Linked DNA regions of Homo sapiens: region 2 is linked to region 1. The links are chromatin contacts, found by Hi-C in ENCODE. All regions are on one chromosome and are shown on one strand. The core of a region is the stretch at or near the end of the contact, and the rest is flanking DNA. Distances in the headings are between cores, read along the strand shown.

Region 1 (6,049 bases), core at 1,340-3,839:
ATGATTAGAAAATAAGGCATTATAATGGGACTCTGCGGTTTTTTTTTTCCTTAAAAATCTGGTTTTGATTATTAACACTCTTGCCATTAGGGAACATTTGGTCTGAGCTACGTGTTAGAGTTCCACCAGTACAAGGGAAGAAAAAAAACCTGAGCTATCCCCTTAAAACAGTTGTCATACTATGAACCCCAGGCTCAATCTGACCAGTTGTTTGTTTTTGTAAATAAAGTTTTATTGGAATACAGCCCCATTCATTCATTTATGGATTATCTATGGCTGCTTTCATGGTACAGCAGCAGAGTTGAGTAGCTGTGACAGAGACCTTATGTCTCAGAAAACCTAAAATGTTTACTCTCTGGCCCTTCACAGAAAAGGTTTGCTGACCCCTGCCTTAATGGAACACATAAGCAAAATATCTAATGAAATAACCATCCACCTCCCGGACTTCCACATATTTTGTAATAGGTTGTGGAGATGGGGATCTTGCCCGGTTCAGCTTCTCTGTTTTAGTCAGGCCAGTCCCTAAATCAACGTAGGCAGATGCACAAGCAGTGAGATGGGAGCAGAAGTTCAAACTTAGGGGAATACCAAGGTCCAGCTCTGCGCAACTTTACCTTAAGAGTCTGTGATTCCCTCTGTGTACACTTCCATTTCATATACTAACATGGGTACTGTGTAAAAAGAGAAAGAGACACCTTCAAAGCTACCATCAGGGGTAGCGAATGGTGCTAGACCTCACTGGTCCATAGTTCCTACTTGATTAGGTCTCAGTTAAGAGCTAGTATATTAGATGGTTATACATGGAAACATAGGTGGATGTTTTTTCCTCTCTAAAAGAAAGCTATGAGCTATGAAGTTTTCTGGCTTGGATGGGTCAGTGATAATTTCAGGGGTATGGCAGACTTTGTGATATTTTCTTGGGAAGTAAAAGAAAAAAGGTATGGTTCTGATAAATATTCTGTCAGGAATTCTATATTTGAGTCTTTTTTTTGTTATAACATCACACTAATTTTTTTTATACAAAAGACTGTCAGGGTTCAGGGTGCAAAAGGGTAAATGTGCAGTCTTTGTATGTTCCATTGTCTTTTCTTCCTCTCTTCATAACTTTTGCAGAGAAGGCCAGCCTTGTTTGTATGTTCCGGTGTCCAAACCTTATGTGTACAAAGTAACTGTGTGGTTCAGTCAGAAGAAAGGTGATAGGAGTTTTGAGAAACTGGCATTTTGAAAAAGGGCAATTCCTGCCTCTGTAGGAGTCTTAGTACTTTTAGGATGTCTTAGGAGAACATACAACTGAACACCACCTCTAAAATTAATTTCTACTTACAGCTGAGTGTTTTTATGTATATGTTTTGTTGACGCTTCTTAAGAGTTCATAACATTCTCTGGTATATCATACTTTTCAGATCATAAGTATACTTTTTTCTTACTCATATAATAACTTTTCATATATACAAACATCTAATTCAAGAATTACCCATTAAAGACCTAGCCTTTTTTGCTTCCCGTTGAAAATGTGAATTTTGAGATTAATAAATAATGTATTTTAGTCATTTCAGTATAACATTCTTAACTTTGCCGGTTAAAAACAATACCTATTTTCAATGAGATGAATGCCCCCTGGTGGAAACAGTGGCAAATATTTGCACTGATTTGGGGGGCCCACAGACAACAAGAACAAGCATATCAAGTGTAATGATGGAACAATGTAGGCATATAATTGACATAGCTTAGAGAGTGTCTTTAGTTTTTTAAGTCTATACTTCATTTAAATGCAGTAAATAGAAGATAACATCAAATTGGGAGGGTCAAAACATTCAACAAGGAACTAACTAAACCCTTATTATGGCAATTTCTCTAGCGTCTTTCTTTTCAGCTTGGGAATCTCTTAGCTAGTAAAGTCATTTATATCAAGGCTCTTCGTAACGATTTTTTAATGGAGGAATTTTCAATAATACCTTGGAGGGTGTTCTAAAACTAAATAGTTGTATAAGAGAGAATTGCTTAAAGGATTATAAGATGGCCTCCAAGAAAACACACACACACACACACACACACACACACAAACACACACACCCACAAACAAACACGTCAGTGGGTGAGAGGAGCAGGTTTTGGGATTTAAGCTTCACCAATGACAACTTTATGTTGTTTGTCTCGTTAACTGCCAGACAATCCATCTCTGGTTCCATAGGGAATGCTTACCAAGCCAGGCATGTGAGCTTGCCAGGACTCATGTTTTTATAGAAAGCTTTATTTTGGAAATTTCTAATCTGAACATACTTGAAATCTAATTCTCAGAAAACTTTGGAAAACCATTTAAAAGGAAGCAGGAAAAGGGAAAAGCAAAAGTGAAGTATGAGGCTGTATCCCCTCTATAGGAAACGGAACTGTGAAGAAGCAGAGGTTGCTGGCACGTTCTGCGGCTCTCCCCTCTGCCCCGTCATACCTAGCTTTGCTGTGGCTGTCGCTCTAGCAGAAAAGCTGTGGTATTTTTTCTGCCTCTGCAATTTTCCCACTTGGATGGAGCCTTTGGAAATGAAAAAAACAAATAATCAAGAGCCATCTTGTATTGAAAGCTGATGTTCTGCATACTTAATGGGCTGAATCACCCTTTCCCTTTTCAGATATGGCTCATGTCCATTAAGCCGTGGATATGGCTGATAAATACCATTGTACTTGTCATATCACCAAGTGCCACATTTTCCGAGGCAGTGACGTTTCTTTACCTCAGCATTTGTGAGAGATTGCACTCTGGAGTATAACGGTTCAGGCTGAAGTTGTCTATTAACTTGAAAGGACTTAGAGATATGTTAATGGCTGGGTGGGAACTCAGTTCTTTAGAAATTCTTCTTAAACCAGTACCTTTCATCAAGTCACGATGCTTAATCTTATGTTATCCGTGGCTTATGTCCTGAAGTGGGTGGGAAATGGGGCTTGACTTCCCCAAATGTAAGAAGTGTAATATACAATACTTCTCACATATGAGAGATCAAGAGAAACTACTGAAGCTTCCAGTAGATATTCCAGAACTTGTTTCTTTGATAAGAAATAGGCTGTTCTCCTACTGTGAATGTCCTCTCGCTGTCCCACCTCCCAGCATGAGAGACCCCTAAAATATAATGCAACAAATGCTCTTAATGACATTGCCTCTCACAGATGTTTATTTAGAAGAACTGTGAAGGGTGACCTGTGAAGGGACATTTTGTGTGTCTAGGGATTGACTTTCCCTTCTTGACAGTGCTCTTTATCACAATGTATTTTTGTATCTGTATCACATTTTTGTGTCTGTATTGCAATGTATATTTTGTTGAAATGGTTTTGGACTCTAAACAGGGTTACCCAGCTTGATCACTCACGTTCTTTACTTGACTTGGCTCTGAATAATTCTCAGACATTTCCTGAGTCAGATTCATCCCTGAAGGGTTAGTATCTACTGTCAGGGATTTCAACTTAATTTTATTCACTTTCAGATATGTGTCTGTATCAGGCATTGGGTTAGATGGTCCTATTTCCCAGGGAATGACACTTTGGAGGGAAAATGTGAAGTCAGTGGATACTTTAAATAGAGTTTGAAAGGTGCCTAGAAAATGGTCCTCAGAGATGGGCATTGAAGGAGGCTTTGGGATTTGCAGAGTGTGAGAGTTGGGGAAAGAGCATGGAGAAGAGAGAGGGATGGATTCCAGGTAGAAATTTTATGTCCCAAGATGTGAAAGTGTAAGAAAATGTGTGGCATTCATACATTTGCTAGGAGTCTGGTTTGGCTTGAGCAGAGAACGGGGGTAGAGAATTGGGAGAAGAGACTGCTGGGTTGTGGGGGCAGGGCATGAAGGGGGCTAGGGAGTTGACAGTATGGACAGAATTTATCCCAAAGACTTCGCATGGAGGAGTACCCTAATTAAGTGTATGCTATAGAAAGAAGACTTGGCAGCATGAGGAGATGGAGGTTGGAAGACTGGGGTGTGATGGGAGGTGGGACTGCCACTGGGTTAGATCAAGTTCAAATAACTCAGTCTAATATTAGCAGGCTGTAAAGGTAAGATTAGAAAATGAATCCCAAAAATGTTGTGGGCAAAGGCAGCAAGGTTGAAAGAAGCTGTATGGCCTGAGGGAAAGGCAGAGGGGAGTCAGATGAGTCTGAGTTCAAAACCTAGCACTGCCGGTTACTAGTTGTATGACCTCCAATAGTCTCACCTGTCTTTAAATTTTTTAAATTGAGAAATAATAATTGTGCATATTTATGAGATACATAGTGATGCGTGATACAAATAATGCATAGTGATCAGATCAGCATATCCATCATCTCAAATATTTATCATTTCTTCATAGTGGGAATGTTCAATATCTTCCTCCCAGCTATTTGAAACTGTATGTTATTGTTAACTCTAGTTCCAGTCCTCACCTTTCTTTGCTGGCTTTCCATCTTCTGGACAATGGGAATGGTACTCTTTCTTCATGGTGCTGTGGTGGAAGTGAAATTAGATTATGCATGTTACAGGGGTAGAGTTTGATAGTCACTCTTTGAGGACACATGAGTGTGCCTGTGTACATTTGGGTACGTGTATGAAGAAAGGAGAGACAGAGGACCTCCATTCAGACATCGATTTTCTCTGTGCTTATTTAAAACTCTTCATTCACATGCTGCACACTCAACAAATACTTATTTAGTGGTACACACATGCAAGGTGCCAGCTAAGGACTCTGTTCCCTTTAGTGACATCTCCTGAGGGGGTGAGGGCAGAAGATGTTTAATAAATTAATGTTGGTCAACTAATTCATGCCCACATATGATGACAAAAGTGTCTAATAGCCAGTACAAGTCAAAATACTAGAAAACCATCCATCTGAGTTATTAACATTTTAATTTAGATCAATAGGGAAAAATAAGTCCTTAGGGGGTTTATTTATATCCTTAGTGAGTGTTTTTTTCTTCTCGCAATTTAGTTTCCTTGAGAACTGAACATTTATAAAGTGTTTTTGGTGAACCCATTTATACAGTAGAATTCATTTTCTCTAGGAGGTTGGGAACTACAGAGAGAAACCAGAGAGTCATAAATTCTATTTAATTCAAGTTCATGCATTTCACTAGAGAAAGCACCTTCTTTATCCTCTTATTGTACTTCCCCTGAGACCTCTGAACAGATGATGTTAGCAGTGATTTAAAAATGCAAATCATATCACAGAAGTCCTTTAAAGGATTGTTCCTCACTCCTCCTCCCACCCTCCATCACACAGGCCCTTAAACAACAGGAATGGTAAATTCAAAACCAAAACTTGCGTCATAGGTAAAAACCAACTATTTGCTGAAATAGGCTGTACCAGTCTGGCTATTTTGATCACCCATGATAGTTGGAAGACAGAGGATCTATATTCTAAATCTGATGAATGTATTTACTATTCACATTACATGTTTGAGGTGAGCCTGCTATATGTACATGTGGAGAAAGAAGTGTGGTTATAAGGCAAAATAAATAGTAGCCCTTGCAGTCAAGTGGCTTCCGTGGATCAAGAGCTCGTATAACTCATTTTCCAGAAGAAGGGCAGATGCATTGCAGTGGGAGTTCATAGAGAAAGATTACTCTTGGCTCATGCTATTGAGATACTTTTATGGAGGAATTAGTTTCAAGTTGTGCCTCGAAAATATTGGCCTGTAGAATCTTCCAGTTTGAGAAGTCCCTAATTACACAGTGTTTATGGGCATGATTTTTAATTGTGTACTGCACCTTATTTCTTCCTATGAGATTTTTATTCATTCTTTAATAACTCACACTACATTTGAAAACTGTTCTTGGGAGGTATTTAAGAAGAGTTGTGGGACTAACTCTTCTTAAAACATAAATTTTGAGAGTCAGGGATGGCTAGTCATTGTGGACAAAGGATGAACTGAGGTTCTTTCATTCCCAGCCAAGCTGGTGACTTGCACACAAGCGCCATGCTATCAGAGCCTCTCCCCAGGCAGTGTGCACCAGAATTTATTGCAACCTCAGTGTGAAAGGAACTGAGAAATCCTTTGGCAACATGACCTGGGAATTCCAAAAGTCGCCCATGCCTT
Region 2 (6,049 bases), core at 3,550-6,049, 170 kb after region 1:
TTGGTTGGGATTTATTTATTTATTTATTTATTTATTTATTTATTTATTTGAGACAGAGTCTCGCTCTGTCACCCAGGCTGGAGTGCAGTTATGTGGTCTTGGCTCACTGCAACCTCCGCCTCCCAGGTTCAAGTGATTCTCCCACCTCAACCTCCCACGTAGCTGGGATAACAGGCATGTGCCACCATGTCTGGTAATTTTCATATTTTTGTAAAGACAGGGTTTTGCCATGTTGGCCAGGCTGGTCTCGAACTCCTGACCTCGAGTGATCTGCCTCCCTTAGCCTCCCAAAGTGCTGGGAAAACAGGCATGAGCCACCACACCTGGCCCTGATTGGGTTTTAGTTCAGCTGTGCCTTCTCAAGAACTCCCCTCCCTCAGATGATGGGTACAGGGAACTGGGAGGAACCACAAGATAGAGCAGGTGAGAAATGGCTGAAAGTGACTGTGATCTGGGAAGAAAGGTCAAGTTGCTTTGAAACAGTAAAGCTAACTCACACAATATAAGTGGTGACTTTTGAGGAGACCATGCTGCGTGATGATACCAGTAGGGATTTTGGCCTCCAGACACAGCTGAAGTTGAGTCTCAGTCCAGGCATTATTAGCTGAGTGACCTCAGGCAAGTCTCTTTAGCTGTTCTGATGAGAATCTTGAGCTGGCAGAGTAGGCATGAGGACTGAACTAGAATAAGTATAGAAAGCTCTTAGCGTAGGAGCGAATGGGGAACGTTCAATAAGCAGACGCTTGAATTCTGCCAGGAATGATGTCAGCTGGTAAACCAGCTGCCTCGGTAAGAGAAATCACAAGGAGAGCTGAGTTTGATAAGATGCAGGAAGTTGGTGATCACCCTGGTAGGGTCCACAGTGAGTGATCTCCTGCATCTAGCAAGGGAGGGAAGAAATGTGCTGAGCAAGATACTCCTTGGGGAAGGAAGGCAAGTGATGCTTTGGCTTCTGTGGAAGTGGCAAATACATTATCATGAACCTAAAGAGTAAGAAGTCCCAGTAGTGAGGACGGGAGATTCAGGTTCTCCTTCCTATTCTGCATCAGCTGCTGGTGTCCCTTAAAAGAGCCTCCACCCCAGTTCGCTCAATCACCTTTGTTCTCAGGTAGGCCTGCCTTGTATCCTCTCTAAGTTTTATCTGGGTCTAATATGTTTTTTTTTTTTTTAATTTAGCTAGTCCTCATTTTGGAAAGATTAGCAAATGGGCTGCTTGTGATATCTTGGTAGACAGTAATAGGAAAGTTGTTAAAGGCTGTTCACCTGCCCTTGCTGGGCACAGTTTCCTTACCTGTGAAAGGGGTATCATTTAATCCATCTCAAGGTCTAGTGTGTGCATTGTTGGACTGAGAGGTAATCAAGAAATGTTGTCCTCACAATCTTTCACAATACTTCATCTCTGCCACAATTTCCTCTTCATTTTGGTTGAGAGATCTGAAATCCTGGGGAAGTGGCACCTTTCTTGTGATGGCAACACCTAGGAGTCTCTGTCTGCCTCTCATTTCCATGGGTGCTGAAGAGGGCTTTGCACAGAAATCAGCCCCAGTAAGCTTCATGTATCTGCTGGAAGACTCAGACACTGCAGTTTAAGTAATCAGTCAATCACTGCGAGAACATACTGCTGTTTTTAGAAATGGTATCACATGGCTGGTGCCGTCTGGATCATTTTTACCCTCTTTAGCCTCATGGATCCACGTGCAATTTAATTCTTCTTTGCTGGGCTGGATCCCTGTTCTCTGCTTTTCCTATGATTGTGTGGGCGAGGAAATGCCAGGTGGAATTAGGAATATATAGCCGATTTGCAGTATTCTGAGACAATCTTGATGCATTATCCTACGTCAGCAAAATTTTTCTTGTAAGTGATAGGACAGGGGATGACTTTTGAACATTGTCTTGTCAGCTCTAACATGAAAGGAAGAAAAAAGCTGAATGTGGTTGAGGTCTGGCTGCTTCTAAGAGAAATATTTTCCCATTGTTCCCATGCCCCAGTCTACTTCCCTAATTCAAGATGGTGCTTTCGAAAATCTGTAGCATAAGAAATACAAATGTGCTCACCTGGATGCAATTAAATGCTTCCGTGAGCTCACAGTGTGTCTGTACATACATGAATGTGTGTGTGTGTGTGTTGCAACTTGACTCTTTCACTTTCTCACTCAGCCTCTCCTTCTCCCTAGCTCTCCTTCCTGCCTTGCAGAAGGAACAGGCACCTGGTTCTCCCTTGGCACCTTGCACAGGGTGTGGAGCAATTGGAAACCTAGCCTGCTTGGTTTCAGAACCTGCTAAACTCTGGGAACAAGAGGTTTGCCATGCCAAAAGTCTAGTTCTCAGGTGCACTAACATGCTGCAAATATAGGCTGTCCTCTTTCCGCAAGGGAGCTGGGCACTTAGCTGCCATGAAAAGTCCCCAGCTGTATCAGCTCTGCCCTATAAAGACAGATGTCTTCTCTTGTCTCCCTACCCTCTTTATTCATCCAGAAGCCATATATTAAGCACCAGCATGGCCAGGCTCTAAGCTAGTTAGGGTGGGAAATGAGGAATAAAACACATGTCTTTGCTTGCAAGGGTTTCATGATTTTTCCTCTTAGAATCTGTCCAGAGTTGCCGTCTAATGAGGGGAAAAATAGACTACTATTTTTCAAACTATCACAGCTAACATTTATTGAACTTTCTAAGCATTTTAATATGTTTCAGGGTATAAACCATCCTTGCCGTCATTCCTACGTTACAGTTGGGGAAACTGAATCACACAGGTAGCAGATGACAGAGCTGAGATTCAAACCTGCAGCCCCTGGCTGCAAGAACTCATGGTCTTAACCACTCTGCCATCCTCTCTGCTGAGGTGCTTGTTGAAAAGACCAGAAGGAAAGTGGTGTGCTATAGAATCCTGGAGCCAGAGCAGTTGGTGCAGTGCCGGCTGTAACCCACGCTGGAGAGAACTGGACAGCTAAGTCAGGCCCATGAACCTGCTACTTGCTTCCCAAGCCAGGGAGCTGATGGTGCTTTTTTTAATTTTGTTATTTTTTTACCTCTTAAGGAATGTCTTCCTGGAAGAGATGAAATGTGTTTTGATTTCTAAGACTTCACGAGGACCTGGGAAAGTGAAAGCAGAGGATTGCAGCGTTAACCGTTATTTCTGTTCCTCTTAAGGACTTGTGTAGCAGACCCACCTACCCACTTTTTACAGCAGTATGTTCTGCTCAGAGAAAGCATCCAGAGGCTTATTTTATTTAAAGAGCCGTGTTCAGAAAGTTGAACAGCAAATACCCAGATATAAACAGGGGAAATTACTTTAAAAATCCAGGAGTCTCCCCCAACCCACACATACTAATATAAAGTGCATTAGGCATTTGAGGGCCACCAGCTTCCTGACGTCTGCAGAGTGTGGGGTTGGAGGACAGAATTTTGTGCAGAGGTGGCCTTTTGCACTGACATCTAACTTTTCCTCTATCCTGGAGTCTTGCCTCTGAGAGATATTTAAAGTAGATCAGTTTTCTGGAACTGATATAAGGCTGTGGCCAATCAACAAATTATTTTATTATTTAAATGGTACCTATGAAGATTAAATTCTGACCGAGTCTCTGGGTCTTTATTTCAGATTTTCTTTAGTTTATGTGCACCCCAGCCCCTTCTCCTGGTGCTGAGGTCATAGTAGATTTAAGGAAGACAAGTGAAAACATTGGCAATTTCCCCTGACCCCTCAGTGCTGAAAAGGATTAGGCTTGATTCACCTTTAGTGAAGTGGAAAGGGCCCACCCTCTAGTATCCTGAAGAGCCCTGTTACAGGCCAGTTACAAAAAGTAATGCACAGAGGATAACTTGTGTTTTCACATCACCTGTCAATTTCATTTTTAAAGAGAATCTTTGTTTGCAAAGCCTTTCTCCCTGGTTTTCCTGTGAAAGGCCACGAAGCACTATGCAAGCACAGTGTCAGTCCTCCTCACATCAATGCCCTTAGCAAGGGGCAGTTAGTATCTACAATTTACAGAGTGAGGAAACAGGCCCAGAGAGGTTATGTAACTCACCCAAAATCACACAGCAAGTGTAGGACAGGATCCAAATTCATTTCACATATCCCGGAGCTTTGGCCACTGTGCCGCTTCTTACCTTGAGTAGGTGCTTTTGAGCTGAAGAAAGCCCTGGAGCATTTTCCCAGCATTGTTCCTCAATGTGACAAGAGGCAGCTGGGGGTTGTGGTTTGAGTAGAGGTGAAATATGTTAGGACTGGCTTGTACAAAAACAGGAAACTCCTCCCCAGGGAATGGTTAAATCCAGGTATTTAGAGACAGGAAGAACCTAAGAAATTACCCAGTATAATATTCCTCTGTATTTTTGACTAATGAAGAAATTGTACATGAGAGAAATTAAAGGGCTTCCCAGGATCATGGCATTGGACGCTGGTAGGCCTGGGAGACCCCCCAACTCCTGTCCAGTGTTCATTCCCTGAGATTACAGGAATGAAAGATCTGGTGACAGAATGATTCCCGAAATCAAAGGCAAAGACAGTCACTGTAGGCTGGAGCCGGGATGGAAGTGGGGATACGCCTGTGGCTTGAATAGTTGGGGGAAGGAGGGCGGAGAGGCAGGGCAAACCCTGACATGTGTTCTCAGACAATTCTGGCTTTCTCAGTTTCAAATACTCACACGGCTCTGAAACCCTGCAGGTGAGGTTACCTACTTTAACATTTATGCAGAATCCTCTATATTTATTCTAAGTGTTTCAAAACGTCTTGAGAGAGATCTTTCCTTTCCCAGAGAGAAGCCCTTGGCCACGCCAGGGCAGAGCCCGACAGCAAACCCCGCCTTTATTCCTTGCACTGCAGCGCCCCCTCAGGCCACCAGGGGCAATGACGCTCATCTTGGCTCACAGCGCAGGATGTCACAGCAGAGCCTGCCGCGCTGAGGGCGGCATCCTAAGACGCGGATCCTCCCACCCTTGCAGGACTTGCGTGTTAGGGTGCCCTAAGTCATCACATAGCTGAGGAGAGGCCAGGTGTGTAAGACAGAAGAAAAATAAGATTTAAAAAATCATAGTCCCCCTCCCCATAGTGTAAACAATAAAATTTTCCCCAGCAAAAGAATAAACAGGCTGTGGTTCAAAAGAGTTCTCCTATGTGTTGGCCATAGCCTGTGTTGAGCGGAGGTTGGAGGAGGGGTGGACAGAAGGAAATGGTATTTTGTATTGAGAATGAACATCCAGATTGAGAATGCCCTGGGACTCTGTTGTTGAACTGGGCTTGAGAGAGCCAGGCGTAGCTTCAAAACCATGCCTGGCCACAGATCAGGTGGACTATGGAAGGCCGCAGGCTGCCCAGCTCTGGTGCTGGTGGGGACACTCTGGAGGAATCAGCTTGGTTGGGGGATACTCTGGCATAGCCTGGCTAGGTGGGAAGGGGTGGGGACCCACTGGGCTGCCATGTCCATCCCACTAGGAGAGTCCATCTTTCCCCATATGTTTTGTTTTTGGTTTTGTCTTCCTTCACCTACCTGCTGCTTCTCAGGGTCAGGGGGCCCTGGTAAGTGCCTGAACCCAGCACAGTGCCAGAGCCCCTAAAATGTCAACCTGTCTGTACACTGGAGGGAAGGGGGACATTCAGGCCCACGGGGTCCTGGGAATTCCAGACTCTTTGGGAAACAGAGCAGCCTGGGTGCTCTCAGGACTGCAGAAGTACAACTGTGTGAGCACCTTTGTCTCCTCTTCATGCTAAGTCAGGCAGCATCTTTTAGCACCAGCAGCTACAGGGTGGGGGTGAGGAGCTTAGCAAGAGGGACGGGGAGGGGCAGGGGCAAAGGGCCCCTGGAGTGAAAATGCTGAGGCCCCCAGCTTCATTCTCCATGTCCTTCCCCAGGGCACACGGCCCTGATGCCGTGCTGATGGCTGAGGGCAACCCGCCCACGGAACTGACGCAGTCGCAGATGCTGCATATAGCCCAGCAGATCGCCGCGGGCATGGTCTACCTGGCGTCCCAGCACTTCGTGCACCGCGATTTGGCCACCAGGAACTGCCTGGTCGGGGAGAACTTGCTGGTGAAAATCGGGGACTTTGGGATGT

Evidence for each region. A loop is a pair of places that touch in the nucleus more often than their neighbours do. Pooled maps may share reads with other maps.
Region 2: a map of endothelial cell of umbilical vein shows a loop between it and region 1 (12-fold over the local background). The contact joins two enhancer-like sites. A Hi-C loop is called at or near these places in 10 of 168 maps with a recorded cell type or tissue (Calu3, GM12878, MCF 10A and 7 more), 26 of 37 single-sample maps with no recorded cell type and 14 of 50 pooled maps.

Annotation. Positions count from the first base shown.
Region 1 is chr9:84,780,007-84,786,055 of GRCh38, forward strand. All of the region lies in intron 12 of NTRK2 (neurotrophic receptor tyrosine kinase 2), which reads left to right. Among named protein-coding and RNA genes, the nearest start is that of NTRK2, 110 kb to the left of the region's middle. Within about 2 kb of position 2,590, at least 2 of the 41 ENCODE cell types and tissues checked have a DNase peak (open chromatin) inside an H3K27ac peak, as active enhancers do.
Region 2 is chr9:84,949,437-84,955,485 of GRCh38, forward strand. NTRK2 (neurotrophic receptor tyrosine kinase 2) reads left to right here. Exons shown (of 19, transcript NM_006180.6): 17 at 5,847-6,049. Among named protein-coding and RNA genes, the nearest start is that of NTRK2, 280 kb to the left of the region's middle. RefSeq lists an enhancer at 5,437-5,937. Within about 2 kb of position 4,800, at least 3 of the 41 ENCODE cell types and tissues checked have a DNase peak (open chromatin) inside an H3K27ac peak, as active enhancers do.